Regions from separate parts of the Homo sapiens genome. Here region 1 is linked to region 2. Evidence: read pairs that join two places in POLR2A ChIA-PET (ENCODE). Cell type or tissue: PC-9. All regions are shown on one strand.

What was found. ChIA-PET counts read pairs that join two places held together with the same protein. Peaks named below come from ENCODE experiments on the same cell type or tissue, not always from the same donor. Only the 100,000 strongest peaks of a DNase experiment are listed, where the experiment ranks them.
Region 1: POLR2A ChIA-PET joins it to region 2 with 12 read pairs; 3 of 35 experiments call an interaction of 5 or more read pairs at or near these places.

What each region holds. Positions count from the first base shown.
Region 1 is chr2:28,851,580-28,854,079 of GRCh38, reverse strand. TRMT61B (tRNA methyltransferase 61B) reads left to right here. Exons shown (of 7, transcript NM_017910.4): 4 at 1,581-1,672. Among named protein-coding and RNA genes, the nearest start is that of TRMT61B, 17 kb to the left of the region's middle. In PC-9, no CTCF peak of the experiment used is centred here; no DNase peak of the experiment used is centred here.
Region 2 is chr2:29,117,018-29,119,517 of GRCh38, reverse strand. All of the region lies in intron 1 of CLIP4 (CAP-Gly domain containing linker protein family member 4), which reads right to left. Among named protein-coding and RNA genes, the nearest start is that of CLIP4, 2.9 kb to the right of the region's middle. In PC-9, no CTCF peak of the experiment used is centred here; a DNase peak (open chromatin) is centred at 1,437; H3K4me3 peaks cover 1,514 bases; H3K27ac peaks cover 2,500 bases.

The DNA.
Region 1 (2,500 bases), 270 kb after region 2:
CTAATATTTTATCATTTAGTAAATAGATATGCCAGCATATCTCTAAGCTTTCTGGAGTTAATACAACAGTAAATGTTACTTTATTTTCTATTTTGACCAGATTTATTTTTTGTTTTTAATTAATTTTTTATTTGAAAAATTTTCACTTATCTTTGTACTTACTGGCATCTTCTGTGACTATAGCCATGTATACTGCAATTGAAACAAGAATAAAGAGGAAATAAGGGATATGATTTTTTTTTTTGAGACAGAATCTCACTCTGTCACCCAGGCTTGAGTGCAGTGGTTTAATCTTGGCTTACTGCAACCTCTGCCTCCCGGGTTCAAGTAATTGTCCTGCCTCAGCCTTCCCAGTAGCTGGGACTATAGGTGTGCACCACCACACCTGGCTAATTTTTGTATTTTCAGTAGAGACAGGGTTTTGCCATGTTGGCCAGGCTACTCTCAAACTCCTGACCTCAGGTGATCCACCCGCCTGGGCTCCCAAAGTGCTGGGATTATAGGCGTGAGCCACTGCCTCTGGCCAACAATGTGAATTTCTGTTGCCAAAGCTGAAATAAAGCATTTAAATTTATAAGTTTTGGCAATAGAAATTCACATTGTCAGCCAGGTGCAGCGGTTCACATCTGTAATCCCAGCATTTTGGGAGGCCGAGGCGGGCAGATCGCTTGAATCCAGGAGTTCAAGACCAGCCTGGGCAACATGGCAAAACCTGTATCTACATAATATACAAAAAGTTAGCTGAGAATGGTGGCGCCTGCCTGTAGTCTCAGCTACTCGAGAGGCTGAGGTGGGAGGGTTGCTTGAGTTCAGGAGGTGGAAGTTGCAGCGAGGTGACATTGTGCCACTGTACTCCAGCCTGGTCAACAGAGCGAGACCCTGTCTCAAAAAAAAAAAAAGGAAATTCACATTGTCTCAAATGTTTAAATTTTTCATGTTGTAATGGCGTGTTTTACACTTGGCAATATTGATAATACAGGCATACAGGAATCTTTCTTTGGTTATATTCATATATACATACATAGCCAAATCAATATTTCCATATTAATATGCAAAGTACAAGACATATCATTATGATTTTTCAGTATCATCAAGTACTATGACAAATTGTTTTTTCTTCCCTGAGACAGGATCTCACTCTTGCCCAGGGTGGAGTATGATGGCACAGTCATAGGTCACTACAGCCTCGAACTCCTAGGCTCCAGTGACCCTCCCACCTCAGCTTCCTGAATAGCTGGTACTACGGGCTTGTGCCACTGCATCCAGCTACTTTTTTTTTTTTTCAATAGAGTCAGAGTCTCGCTATGTTGCCTGGGCTGTTCTCAAACTCGGCCTCAAATGGATCCTCTTGCCTCAGCCTCCCAAAGTGTTGGGATTACAGGCAGAAGCCACATTGCCCAACTGTATAATAATTAACATACCCTTTTGGGAGTGGTAAAATGATAGTTAATAATACTACCTTCTAAAAAATGAAATACTTTGATTGCTGTCCAAAAGTGTGTCATTTCACCACAATAAGAAAACTTATGCTTTATTTAAACGGAATCAGACTGATCCAGTTCTCTTTTTCCCCCACACAGGTAGCTTTGGATATGTTAAATCCTCATGTTACTTTGCCTGTTTTTTACCCACATCTTAAGCATGGTGGTGTATGTGCTGTATATGTAGTAAAGTGAGTAATATAACTGTTTTTCTTTGTAATGTAACTTTTAAGTGCACTTTTGCTTAAGTATCAAACTAAATTTTTTTTTTTTTTTTTTTTTTTTTGAGACAGAAAAAAACTCTGTCACCCAGGTTGGAGTGTAGTGGTATGATCTCAGCTCACTGCAACCTCCACCTCCCCTGTTCAAGCAATTATCCTGCCTCAGCCTCCCAAGTAGCTGGGGTTACAGGCGCCCGCCACCACGCCCGGCTGATTTTTTCTATTTTTGGTAGAGAAGGGGTTTCACCATGTTGGCCAGGCTGGTCTTGAACTCCTGACTTCAGGTGATCTGCTCACCTGGTCTCCCAAGGTGCTGGGCTTACAGGCTTGAGCCACCACGCCCAGCCAAAATATTCATTTTGTAACTGAATAAAGTGTATATGGCATCTTATACAACTGTTTTAAAATGACAAGTCCCAAGTTCATTTATATTACTGTATATTTATTTAGTGTTTTTTTTTTTTAAACTTTTTTCGTTTTTTTTTTTTTTTTTTTTTTTGAGACAGAGTCTCGCTTTGTCACCCAGGCTGGGGTGCAGTGTCATGATCTCAGCTCGCTGCAACCTCCGCCTCCTGGGTTCAAGTGATTCTCCTGCCTCAGCCTCCTGAGTAGCTGGGATTACAGGTATGCGCCACCACACCCGGCTAATTTTTGTATTTTAGTGGAGACAGGGTTTCACCATGTTGGCCAGGCTGGTCTGGAACTCCTGACCTCAAGTGATCTGCCCCCCTCAGCCTCCCAAAGTGCTGGGATTACAGGCGTGACCCACGCCCAACCCTATATTACTGTTTAAATCAT
Region 2 (2,500 bases):
GACATGTTTTTATACTCTTAATTCTTCAGCAAAAAGATTCAGTGGATATCTGTCTGAGTCGGTTAAGAGGAGTCACCACATGACTTCCCTTTCAAAGGGTGGAGTCTCCCATTCAAAAAAAAAAATTTTAAGTGATCCCCAGAGCACCTTTCATTTCCTTGTAAACTGTTGAGATCCTCAAAGATACGAACTCTATCGTACACAACTAGCAGTCACCACAGGAGCTAGAATAGTGTGTTACACATATTTAACTAATATTCAAAGCTTAGATTCAAAGTGGAAAGAGGATTCATGCAATCAGATGTAACCAGCTTCATTCTTTTACATATTAGATACTTCAAGTCCAGAAGAAGCTACAATATTACCTGACCAATGCAGTGAACATTCTTTGTATTTTGTCTTTGTTGCGTTTTTCTCTAGTTACATTTCCTTATTTTCGTGAAAAACTTAACATTCTACCTTTTGTCCTCCCAAAGGAAACTATGTACCCCTATAAACTTCCTTATAGTCTCAGATTCATTTCCTAAAAGCAATTCCTGGATCTGAAGACCTACAACACCTGGACTCTTGGTCAAATGTCTAAGTATACTGATCTGAACTGAGTACACACTTTCATTCCAAATCCAACTATGGTTAACTGGTGATAACTGATTATAAAGTAAGCCTCAGGTTAAAAATATATATATATATATTGGCCCTGCCAGGCATGGTGGCTCACACCTGTAATCCCAGCACTTTCGGAGGCCATGGCAGGTGGATCACCCAAGGTCAGGCATTCGAGACCAGCCTGACCAACATGGCAAAACCCCATCTCTACTAAAAATACAAAAAATTCGCTGGGCATGGTGGAGGGCACCTGTAATCCCAGCTACTCAGGAGGCTGAGGCAGAAGAATCGCTTGAACCTGGGAGGCAGAGATTGCGGTAAGCCGAGATCCCGCCACTGCAGTCCAGCCTGGGCAAGAAGAGCGAAACTCCATCTCAAAAAAAAAAAAAAAAAATTGGCACTAATCAACTGTCTACAGAACAGGTGCCTCTGATACTAACAATAGCTAGAATCAAATTCCCCAAACTCTGATTTCTATAGGAATTTCACCCTACTCATCACTCCAAGTTAGCTGTTAGCAAAAGCATCTTACATAACGTGGCTCAAATACCTTGTGATTTTTTTTCCAAGACTCCTTGGTCCATGCTTTAACACAGAGCAGTAATAAATGGGGATGTCCACTAGCATCTTCAGGCTGGTTCAGGACTGTCTGGACCCCATAAAAGGGCCTTACTGAAGCCAGGAGACTTCAGATTTGAGATATGGTTCAAGAGTGTCCTTGAGTTATTCAACTAATAGGAGACCAAAGCTGTGTCTACATTAGCTGGAATCATGAGGCCCTTTCATTCAATTTCCTGTAATACTTTGTTATGAGTCATCATTCTCCTGAGATTCCAATCTCACCACGTAAGTATTTAAAGCATAACTCCAATGATCCTTTTATTTGCTACCTACATAACATCTGTACAATCTACTAAACAGGTATTTACAGTACTGAACACTTAGTTGGCCTTAGAGAGAATTAAAAATTGAAATACCTGCCCTGAAAAAGCTATTTATGCATTTAACAAATATTTATTCAGTTTTTCTTACTAAGTTCTAAGCTATGCAAAGGTAAAGAAACCAGATCTGTCCTTGCCCTCATATAAATTACAGCCTAGTGTTGATTCCTACCAGAAAGTTGAAAGTAGTAAGTGCTATGACCAAGGACAGCTGAGTCCTATGAAAGCACAGATTCAAGAGGGTCAACGAAGGCTTCCTGGAGACTAATAAGTTAAAGCTGTGGCATCTGACCAGCTAACTACTAGCCACATGTGACTATTTAAATTAATTTAAAAATTGGCCAGGTGCAGTGGCTCATGCCTGTAATCCCAACACTTCGGGAGGCCGAGATGGGCAGATCACTTCAGGTCAGGAGTTCGAGACCACCCTGGCCAATATGGTGAAACCCCACAGCAAAAATTAACAGGGTGTGGTAGCAGGCGCCTGTAATCCCAGCTGCTCGAGAGGCTCAGGCAGAACAATCGCTTGAACCTGGGAGGCAGAGATTGCAGTGAGGAGAGATCAGGCCACTGCACTGCAGCCTGGGTGACAGAGCAGAGCGAGACTCCGTCTCAAAAAAAAAAAACAAAAACAAAAAAAAGAGAGAGAGAAAAGGAAAAGAAAAAAAATATTAAAATTTCAGTGCTTCCACTGCTCTAGCCCCATTCAAGTGGTCAAAAGCTATATGTGGCTAGTGCTACCATATTGGGTAATGCAAAAAGAACATGTTTCTGGTCTCCGAAAGCTCTTCTAAACAGCACTGAAGGAAAACAGTGCAGCTCACTCTCCAGATGAGAAAACAATATACAAATGCCTGAAACAAGACACAAATAAAGGTTAACACACTAAAGCAAGCCTATAGCTCCATAGTTCATTATAAATAATTAACAAGGGAGCAGTAAGCCTAAAAGTA